2 separate regions of the Homo sapiens genome follow, and region 1 is linked to region 2. Evidence: chromatin contacts called from ENCODE Hi-C or POLR2A ChIA-PET data. All regions are on one chromosome and are shown on one strand. The core of a region is the stretch at or near the end of the contact, and the rest is flanking DNA. Distances in the headings are between cores, read along the strand shown. Region 1 holds the start of OCEL1 (occludin/ELL domain containing 1). Region 2 holds the start of ANKLE1 (ankyrin repeat and LEM domain containing 1).

Region 1 (5,143 bases), core at 415-2,914, 56 kb after region 2:
CTGCGACATAGCGGCTCCGTTCCCTCTCACTGCTCACTGGCGGGTACTTACTACCAGGTTGAAGAGGGTCAGAGTGTGAGTGTAAAGAACCCCACTCTTTCCCCCAGTCAGTGTAATTTGCTTTTCTTTGTCCATGCTGGGCCCCTACTAGAAACGTTCCTTTTCTCTCCCTCTTTTAATTTATTTATTATTATTTTTTGAGATAGAGTCTTGCTCTGTTGTCCAGGCTGGAGTGCAGTGTAGCGATCTCAGCTCACTGCAACCTCCACCTCCCGGGTTCAAGCAATTCTCCCACCTCAGCCTCTTCAGTAGCTGGGATTACAGGCATGCGCCACTATATCCAGCTAATTTTTGTGTTTTTAGTAGAGACGGGGTTTCACAATGTTGGCCGGGCTGGTCTCGAACTCCTGACCTCAGGTGATCCGCCTGCCTCAGCCTCCCAAAGTGCTGGGATTACAGGCATGAGCCACCGCGCCTCGCCTATTTATTTATTTATTTTCGGAGACGGGATCTCACTGTGTTGCCCAGGCTGGAGTGCAGTGGCTTATTCACAGGGACAATCCCACTACTGATCAGCAAGGGATCCTTTCCTTTCTACTCTTTGGTAAACTCTTATTCAACTATCAAAGCCCCAGCCTCAGTGCCCCTCTCCTGATCCCAGGCATGAAGAATCACATGGGGGACACTCACAGCTCATAGTCGGGCACTGGGTGGGGCCTAGGCTTATGCCCCTTAGGGATGGCTCCAATAGGCTTCTTGGCGCCCAGGAGGGCCTGGGAGAGCAACTCATCCTCAAACACAATCTTCTTGGTCTTTGCCTTGTGGGGTCCCGGCTGGGGCTGGCACGGAGGGCGGGGGGCGCTGGTTTTGAGGCCTCGGGGCGCCAGTCCCTGCAGCTGCCACAGGAATCGTGGTCTGGAGTTAAATCGGGGTGTCGGGAAACCGGAGTCCCTCAAACTGGAGGGGCTAAATCTTTTGCCTAGAGGCCCGGCCTGGGGACCCCCTCCCGGTCAGGCTCACCGGGGGCCCAGGCCCAGGCGGGTGAGTATGCAGGTGCCCCCGGGAGCCGCGAGTCTTTGGGGGCTCCCGGGTGGGCATCGGCCTCCGGGAGAAGCAGCTCAGGGGTTTCCGGGCTGATGGGCGGGTCCTGCGGGGGGCGTCGTGTCCCGCGCGCGGCGGGGGTGGTCTGCGGGCGGCCTGTGGGTGGACACGCGGAGAGGACACGCCTGACGACGCGCACGGAGAAAGGACGCGCGGGCAGCTCGGCCGAAGAGCGGCCAACTCTCACCCCGCGGGAGCAGAGTTCCCCAGAACGACCGCTATTTGCATAGACGCACGCGATTGGTCCGCAGCGACGTCCAGACCCCGCCCACGACTGCGCAACCCAAATAAGCGCTATGTAAATGAACTCTGACGTCGCCGCGCAGCCTGGGACCGGCTCGAGTTAACCCCCGCGCTGCCGGAGCCTCGACCTCCAGGGCGCGCAGAGCCCACAGACGACCGCGCCCGAGGAGCTCCTCGGGACCTCCGCCCCACCTGCAAGGCCGTCCGGCTCGCTACCGCCCCGGGTCACCTGTCCCAGCGTCTGGAGCTCCGAGCCTGGATCTGCTGTCGGAGAGGCACTTCCGTCCGGGTTGTGCATTTACTGCAGGATGGACCCGACTGGCGGGGTCGCTCAGCAGGGCTGGGGGCGGGGTCTGACGAAAGGGGGCTGGGCCTGACGGCCTGGGGGCGGGGCTGACCTGGCTGGGCGTGGCCACACACCTTCGAAACATGGTCGACTCCGACCTCGACCCTCAAGTTTGTCTGAAAAAACGGGATGGTTTTGCAAATTTAAACTTATTTATTTTTTTCAGCAATTATATGAAAAAAATTTTTTAACAAGAGTCTCACTTGCCCAGGCTGGAATGCAGTGGCGTGATCTCGGCTCACTGCAGCCTCCGCCTCCCGGGTTCAAGCGGTTCTCCTGCCTCCGGCTCCCGAGTAGCTGGGACTACATGCGCACACTTCCACGCCCAGCTAATTTTTTGCTGTTGTTGTTGTTTGTATTTTTAGTAGAGACGGGGTTTCGCCACATTGGCCAGGCTGGTCTCAAACTTCTGACGTCAAGTGATCCGTCCGCCTCGGCCTCCCAAAGTGCTGGGATTACAGGTGTGAGCCACCGCGCCCGCCCGGAGTTTCGTCATTTTAGCCAGGCTGGTCTTGAACAGCTTCCGGGACTCAAGCAATCCGCTTGCCTCGGCCTCCCAAAGTGCTGGGTTACAGGCGTGAGCCACCGCACCCGCCCCTTTCTTTCTTTTTCTTTTATTTCTTTTAAGGGCGAGCAGGTGGTGTTAGATGGCATCTTTACTGAACAGTACTGTTCCTGGCAGAGCAGAGCTAACTTATAGACAGTGTGCCCCAAATCGGCCTTTTATATATATATATATAGAGAGAGAGAGAGAGAGAGGCTGTGTTGCCCAGGCTGGAGGGCATGATCATGGCTCACTGTGGCCTCGACCTCCTTCCTAGCCTCAATTGATCCTTCCACCTCAGCCTCCCAAATAGCTGGAACCACAGGTGACACAACGCCTCCCTAATTTTTGTGTTTTTTGTAGAGACGGGATCTCGCCGCGTTGCTCAGGCTGGTCTTGAACTCCCGAGTTCCAGCAATCCACCCGCCTCAGCCTCCCACAGTGCTGGGATTACAGGTGTGATCCCATAATCGTGCTTGGCATTTTTTTTTTTTTTTTTTTTTTTTTTTTTTGAGAGGAAATGTCCTTATGGGTCCAGGCTGTTTTCCAACTCCTGGACTCAAGCGATCCTCCTGCCTCAGCCTCCTGTCTGGGATGTGTGTATTTTACATTTGGAACATACTGCCAAGTTACTCCTTAGTGAGATTGTACCATTTATGCTCCAAGAGATACAGGGGTTTTCCCACAACCTTGGCGGCACTGGCATGATAACGGATTCCCTCACCTGTACTTTCTTTTCTTTTTTTTTTTTTTTTGAGACGGAGTCTCGCTCTGTCTCCTAGGCTGGAGTACAGTGGCGCGATCTCGGCTCACTGCAAGCTCCGCCTCCAGGGTTCAAACCATTCTCCTGCCTCAGCCTCCTGAGTAGCTGGGACTACAGGCGCCCACCACCACGCCCGGCTAATTTTTTCTATTTTTTAGTAGAGACGAGGTTTCACCGTGTTAGCCAGGATGGTCTCGATCTCCTGACCTCGTGATCCGCCTGCCTCGGCCTCCCAGCGTGCTGGGATTACAGGCGTGAGCCACAGCGCTGGCCCCTCACCTGTACTTTCAAAGTTGAAAATATTGCCTACTAAGGCTAGGCGCGGTGGCTCACGCCTGTAATCCTAACACTTTGAGAGGCCGAGGCGGGCGGATCACAAGGTCAGGAGTTCGAGACCAGCCTGGCCAACATAGTGAAACCCCGTCTCTACTAAAAATATAAAAAATTAGCCAGGTGTGACGGCGGGCGCCTGTAATCCCAGCTACTTGGGAGGCTGAGGCAGGAGAATCGCTTGAACCCGGGAGGCAGAGGTTGCAGTGAGCCAAGATTGCGCCAGTGCACTCCAGCCTGGATGACAGTTGAGAGACTGTCTCAAAAAAAAGGAAATATTGCCTAGTGTATGAGTGAAAAAATTTAGAGACTATTTCTCTATTTCGTAATTCTTTTCCTGTTATATCCTGCAAATGTTTTTTCTTGTTGATTTTTAGAAGTTCTTCAAATGTCAGCCGGGCAAGGTGGCTTATGCCTGTAATCCCAGCACTCTGGGAGGCCGAGGTGGGTGGACCACTTGAGGTCAGGAGTTCAAGACCAGCCTGGCCAGCATGGTGAAACCCCGTCTCTACTAAAAATACAAAAATTAGCCAGGCATGGTAGCACACACCTGTAATCCCAGCTACTCAGGAGGCTGAGGCAGGAGATCACTTGAAACCGGGAGGCGGAGGTTGCAGTGAGCCACGATTGTGCTGCTGTACCACTCCAGCCTGGGCGACTCCAAAAAAAGTTCTTCAAATGTCAACAAAATTCGTTTAAGCAGGCAGTGTATCTTTTTTTATTGCTGCTATAAATGGGATGCTTTAATACATTTTAAAGCTATATACATATATAGTATACAAGAAATGAATTTTTAAATATCTATAAGTCTCTTGCTAGCTTAAGGAATTCTTTTATTGAAATATTTTTAGTCACATCGCTTGGGCCTATCATATATACGGTCATATCATCTGCAAATAATTTTGCCTTCTCATTTCTTATTTTTCTTCTCTTATTTTTCAATCTCATTTCTTTTTTTCTTGTTGTTTGTTTTAGAGATGGGGTCTCACCGTGTTGCACAGTCTGGAGTGCAGTGGCACGATCATAGCTCAGTGCAGCATGATCACTTGGGCTCCTGGGCTCAAGTGATCATTTGCCTCAGCCTCCTGAATAATTGGTACTATAGGCACGCACCACCACACCTGGATAATTTTTTTTTTTTAGACGGAGTCTTGCTCTGTCTCCCAGGCTGGAGTGCAGTGGTGTGATCTCGGTTCACTGCTACCTCCGCCTCCTGGGCCAAGCAATTCTCCTGGCTCAGCCTCTTGAGTAGCTGGGATTACAGGTGCCCGCCACCATGCCTGGCTAATTTTTGTATTTTTAGTAGAGACAGGGTTCTACCATCTTGGCCAGTGTGGCCTGGTGAGCCAACCAGGTGGCCTACACCTGGATAATTTTTAAATTTTTATTGGTAGAGATGGGGTCTCGCTATGTTGCCCAGTCAGGTCTTAAACTCCTAGGCTCAAGCAGTCCTCCTGCTTCAGCCTCCCAAGTAGTTGAGACTAAAGACATGAGCCACCATGCCTGGCATTTTATTTATTCTATTGACAGGGTCTTGCTATTGTTGCCCAGGCTAGTCTCTATCTTCTGGCCTCAAGCAATCCTCCTGCCTCAGCCTTTGAAGTATCTGGGACCACAGGCGTGCACCACCATATTTGGCCCCATTTCTTTTTTTCTTTTTTTTTCTTTTTTTTTTTTTTTGAGACGAAGTCTCGCTCTTTTGCCCAGGCTGGACTGCAGTGGCGCTATCTTGGCTCACTGCAAGCTCTGCCTCCTGGGTTCACGCCGTTCTCCTGCCTCAGCCTCCCGAGTAGCTGGGACTACAGGTGCCCGCTAC
Region 2 (5,513 bases), core at 2,116-4,615:
TTTTTTGAGACAGAGTTTCACTCTTGTTCCCCAGGCTGGAGTGCAATGGCACAATCTCAGTTCACTGCAATCTCCACCTCCTGGGTTCAAGTGATTCTCCTGCCTCAGCCTCCTGAATAGCTGGGATTACAGGCATGCACCAACACACCTGGCTAATTTTGTATTTTTAGTAGAAATGGGGTTTCTCCACGTTGAACACGCTGGTCTCTAACTGCTGACCTCAGGTGATCCGCCCACCTCAGCCTCCCAAAGTGCTGGTATTACAGGCGTGAGCCACCATGGCCAGCCGGGGCTCATGCCTGTAATGCCAACACTTTGGGAGGCCAAGGCAGGAGGATCACTTGAGGCTGGGAGCTCAAGACCAGCCTGGCCAACATGGTGAAACTCCATATCTACTAAAATTACAAAAAAAATTAGCCAGGCATGGTGGCACATGCCTGTAATCCCAACTACTTGGGAGGCTGAGGCACAAGAATCACTTGAACCCAGGAGGCGGAGGTTGCAGTGAGCCAAGATTGCGCTACTACATTCCAGCCTGGGCGAAACAGTGAGACTCCGCCTCAAAAAAAAAAAAAAAAAAAGAGGCCGGTGCGGTGGCTCACACCTGTAGTCCCAGCATTTTGGGAGGCCAGGGTGGGTGGATTACCTGAGGTCAGGAGTTCGAGACCAGCCTGGCCAACATGGTGAAACCTCGTCTCTACTAAAAATACAAAAATTAGTCGGGCGTGGTGGCAGGTGCTTGTAATCCCAGCTACTTGAGAGGCTGAGACAAGAGGATTGTTTGAACCTGGGAGGTGGAGGTTGCAGTGAGCCGAGACGGCACCATTGTACTCCTGCCTTGGCAACAAGAGTGAAACTCCGTCTTAAAAAAATAAAAAAAAAGAAGAAGAAGCAGCTGATGATTCTAGGGCCAGTCCCTTTCTTAAGGGCACACAGCAAATAAAAACCAATCCCCAAATTTTCTAGTTTCTATTTCTGGGGCTTTCCTGCCCTGAGTACCTGGGGTCCAGCAGCAGATAGGTGAAGCTAGACTTCACGACCCCCTCCCGCCACCTCCTGGCAGGATCTGGCTGCTCAAACTGCTGGGCCAGCGCGTCTTCATCTGCCTGGACATCTGGAATACAGCCCGTCCGCAGGGCTGCAGCCAGTTCTAGGCTGTGCCCTGAAAACTCTGGGCCTGGAAGTCAAGGGAGATGGAGGAAGGGATGATTCTGAGATGGGGAGGAAAGTGGGGCTGAGAGCTGGGGTTCTCCGGGAGATTCCTGGAGGCTCCCTGGACTCCATGTGCCCTGGGAAGACTAACCAGGAGCAATCTGGGCTTCTTCCAGCTGCTGGTGGTACAACTGCCTGGTGAAGGGTGTGATGGGGTGAGGATTCTCACCAAGTGCTCGGAGTCCCTTCAGCAACTCCAAGTCAGACACAGTGGAGACTGGCAGGTGCCGGCAAGGGCCGACAGGTTCCCTGCCACCTGTAGAGCTTGCCTCATCCTCTGTCAGCCAGAGCGTGGCCATGTCACTATCAATGGATGTCTGGTGCTCCCACAGGCAGTGGCAGTCAGAAGCTCCAGGGGTTGGTGTCCGTGGGGGGCTATGAGCTGGACTCCTGTCCAGGAGAGGCATGGAGGAAGGGGAGGACTGGAAGCCAGCAGCATTTGGTGGGGTCAGAGTCAGGGCCTGCAGACGGGCATTCAGTTCTGCCTCCGTGCCCTGAGACCTAGGTACCCTCTGGTTGGCATGGACAACATGCAGAAGTCCCTGCCTGGTCGGTGGCAATGACCCAGCCCAGGGGGGAGTGTCCGAGGCTGGGTCCTCAGCTCCAGAGACCTCAACCGCTGTGACGAAAGAGGCGTCTGAGCTGTAATCCCAGTGCCCTGGAGGGGACGCCGAGCTCCCATGTTTGTCCACAGTTTCAAGGGGAACAGGGAGGCTGGGGGGTCCTGGGTCAGCCTCCAAGCCAATGTCCCTGTTGTCACCTCTGCATGGCTGCTTTTGGAGTGCTATGGAGTCCAGCGTCTCATCGGTAGGTCCAGAGAGGCCTGGGGCTGCAGGTGAGAGTGGGGGCCAGAGAGGAGAGGAGGAGGGATGAGACAGCGATGAGAATAGGATCAAACAGAAAAAGGAGATCAGAGTGTCTGAGGCCGAAAGAGCTGGCCACAAATAGTGGATGTGAGACGGTCAGAACCAATGGGTGGGGTGGGGAAGACCCTGGATGTCAGGGACTGGTCCAGAAGTCAAGCCCCAGCAGCCCTGCAGGCCCTACTCACTGCCAGGTGCAGGCTCGGGCTCCTGAGTCTCTGCCCCGATCCGGGTCCGGGTCCTGGTCCGCGTGTCGAGATCCTGCAGGACTCGCGCGCACTCCAGGTGTCCCTGCTGCAGGGCCAGGTCCAGCGGCCGGAGTCCGTCCTACAGGGGCGCGGTCAGCAGGGGGCGCCCGAGGCCCTCTTACCTTCCTTCCCTCCCTCTGGGCTCACCCAGCCTTTCTTTGCCCGCGCAGTGCCTCCCAACCTGGTCGCGCAGCGCCGGGTCCGCTCCTTGGCTCAGCAGCAGCTCCAGGCCGCGGCGGCAGCCCCACGCGGCGGCCACATGCAGCGGCGTCAGTGCCTCGACAGATCTGGGGCGGCAGCGCAAGAGGGGTCATTGCGGACTCAGCCTCCCGGCAGGAACCCCGATCTCCGCTCTGGGGACCTGGAGCCTTCGTTCTCGGCCTCCCGGATCTCCGCCGTCCACCCTGGTACACTGCCCTTGGAACCTAGATGCTATGACCTCAGGCCAGGACCCAAACCTCTGCCGTCTGACCCTGGTGCCTCCACTCCAATATCCGAACCCTTGATCCCCACTTTGGTCCTAGCGCAGCCCCATTCCACGCCCTCGGTCTGGGACCCCAGCGCCTCCCTCGAGCCCTAGCCCCTGCCCTTGGACCCCCAAGTTCCCTCCCCAAGATCCCCTAAACCCCACCCTCGAGCCCCGAGGCCTGGCCCGGGATGATGGGGCGCCCCTTCCCGGATTCCCAGACTTCGGCTTGGGGAGACCCCGCCCCGGACCCAGGCTCTATCTTACCGAGCGTTGGGGTCCCCGCCTTGGCGCAGTAGGGCCCCGAGGCAACGCAGGCCGCGCGGGTGCCGGGCTCCGGCCGCCAAGTGCACAGCCGCTGCGCCGTCCTCTAGCACCAAATTAGGGTCCGCGCCGCAGCGCAGCAGCTCCTCTACTGCCCTGCAAACACCGCGGTCAGAGTGGACCCCGGCCAAAGACCCCCACTCCTGGCCCGCCCCCGGCCCCGCCCTCACCACGGCTCCTCCTCCCGCAGCGCATCCCGCAACCTGCGAGCCAGGCGGGCCTCCGAGCACATGCCCTGGCTGGGTCCGAAGCGCACCGCCTGGTCGGTCGATTTCCTACTTCCCGCGGGGGGCTTGTGGGCATGCGCCGCTCCTCCCCTCGGCTCGGGGGGCCCCTCTCCAGGGCCGAGCAGGGTTCCCAGCCAGGCTGCCCCGCGCCGCACGGGGGTCCACATCGGGGTTCGAGAGCTTTAGTGTCCTCAGGGGCCCTTGACACCCGGAGGCGCTCAAGCAGGGTCTGGGACCGCCGATAAGAGCCCGGGTGGGAGGATGCCACCGGGTGTGCCACTATCTCATTTAAAAACGGGAAACGCGAAGGCACCCGGCTCGAGTGGGTGGAGCTACGATTAAGAAAGTCCGGGGTGCCCCAGGTCATTAAGTCTCAGGGAATCTTCTTCAAGGGTGGCCTCTGGCAGGGAGCACGGCCTTATGAGAGGCTTAGGCCGGGCACGGTGGCTCACACCTGTAATCCCAGCACTTCGGGAGGCCCAGGCAGGAGGGTTGCTTGAGCTCTGGGGTTCGAGACCAGCCTGGGCAACTTGGATAAACCCAGTCCCTACAAAAAAATACAAAAAACTAGCCGGGCGTGGGTGGCTTGCACCTGTGGTCCCAGCTACTTGGGAGGCTGAGTTGGTAGAATCTCTTGAGCCCGGAAGTTCGAGGATGCAGTGAGCCATGATCACACCACTGCACTCCAGCCTGGGCAACAGAGCAAAACTCTGTCTCAGAAAATAAATAAATACATAAAATAGAGGCTTCAATTTCCAACCCCCAGGCCGAGGGCCCAGCTCACGCCTTTAAGCACAGTGCTTTGGGAGGCTGAGGAGAGAAGATCGTTTGAGCCTACTAGTTTGTTGTTGCTTTTCTTTTCTTTTAGTGAGTGCAGGAGTTTGAGACCAGCCTGGGCAACGGAGTGAGGCCCTATTTTTTTTTTTTTTTTTTTTTTTTTTTTTGAGCCGGATCTTACCCTGTCGCCCAGGCTGGAGTGCAGTGGCGCAATCTGGGCTCACTGCAACATTTGCCTCCCAGGTTCAAGCTATTCTGCCTCGGCCTCCCAAGTAGCTGGGATTACAGGCATGTGCCACCACTCTCGGCTAATTTTTGTATTTTTAGTAGAGATGGGGTTTCACCATGTTGTCCAGGCTGGTCTTGAGCTCCTGATCTCAGGTGATCCGCCCGCCTCGGCCTCCCAAAGTGCTAGGATTACAGGCGGAGACCTTGTCTTTGTTTTATTTATTTATTTATTTTTGAGACGGAGTTTTGCTCTTGTTGCCCAGGCTGGAGTGCAGTGGTGTGATCTCAGCTCACTGCAACCTCCTCCTCCAGGGTTCAACAGCTTCTCCTGCCTCAGCCTCCCCAGTAGCTGGGATTACAGGCATGCACCATCACGCCTAATTTTTTATTTTTAGTAAAGACGGGGTTTCACCATGTTGGTCAGGCTGGTCTCGAACTCCTGACCTTGTGATCCGCCCACCTCGGCCTCCCAAAGTGCTGAGATTACAGCCGTGAGCCACTGCGCCTGGCCAAGACCCCGTCTTTAAAAACAATTTTTAAAAAATTTCCAGTCCCCGTTCTGCGTTGCCCATTTTCAATCCAGCGGAACTAGGACTTCAGTATTTTGGAGGGCTGGACCTCTGAGAGTCTTAGTGTCCCATCTGCAAAATGTGAGAATCCTAACGAGGTTGATGCGGGGATTGAACAGGGGCTTGGGCACAAGGGCCTGACACACGATAGGTTCCAAAAAATGCTCATAGGGAGGAAAAGCAGTCACTCAATAAAGCTGTTTGTGTTTATTTTTGAGATAGGGTCTTGCTCTGTCACCCAGGCTAGAGTGCAGTGGCGCGATGACAGCTCACTGCAGCCTCGACCTCCTAGGTTCAAGTGATCCTCCCACTTCAGCCTCTCAAGTAGCTGGGAATCACAGGCGTGAGCCACCGAGCCTGGCTTAATTTTTGCATTTCCTGTAGAGACAGGAAATGTTGCTATGTTGTCCAGCGTGGTCTTGAACTCCTGGCCTCAAGCAACCCTCCTATCATGGCCTCAGTACTGCTGATGGAGCTCTTAAACCTCCCCCTTAGGGATGTATGATCCAGGCCTGGCTCATCAGAACATCACACAACCCTGGTACATGACTAGCTCTTAATTGAAGGTCATGTATCCCCCCGGGGGAGTCCAATCATAT

What was found. Hi-C counts contacts between places; a loop is a spot of excess contacts on that map. ChIA-PET counts read pairs that join two places held with the same protein, here RNA polymerase II (POLR2A). Pooled maps may share reads with other maps.
Region 1: a loop to region 2 is called in a map of Panc1, with 2.3 times the contacts of the local background. The contact joins the promoter of OCEL1 here to the promoter of ANKLE1 in region 2. A Hi-C loop is called at or near these places in 8 of 168 maps with a recorded cell type or tissue (Caco-2, Panc1, aorta and 5 more), 12 of 37 single-sample maps with no recorded cell type and 15 of 50 pooled maps. POLR2A ChIA-PET finds 5 or more read pairs at or near these places in 29 of 52 experiments (A549, B cell, CD4-positive, alpha-beta T cell and 22 more).

Annotation. Positions count from the first base shown.
Region 1 is chr19:17,222,747-17,227,889 of GRCh38, reverse strand. It overlaps OCEL1 (occludin/ELL domain containing 1), which reads right to left and starts at 1,664. Exons shown (of 6, transcript NM_024578.3): 1 at 1,574-1,664; 2 at 1,021-1,197; 3 at 691-896; 4 at 1-50. The coding sequence starts at 1,642. RefSeq lists enhancers at 396-1,069, 1,070-1,744 and silencers at 1,268-1,317, 1,338-1,457, 1,688-1,777.
Region 2 is chr19:17,279,753-17,285,265 of GRCh38, reverse strand. It overlaps ANKLE1 (ankyrin repeat and LEM domain containing 1), which reads right to left and starts at 3,365. Exons shown (of 9, transcript NM_152363.6): 1 at 3,284-3,365; 2 at 3,057-3,209; 3 at 2,505-2,610; 4 at 2,264-2,402; 5 at 1,304-2,041; 6 at 1,000-1,177. The coding sequence starts at 3,345. RefSeq lists silencers at 3,354-3,443, 3,454-3,503.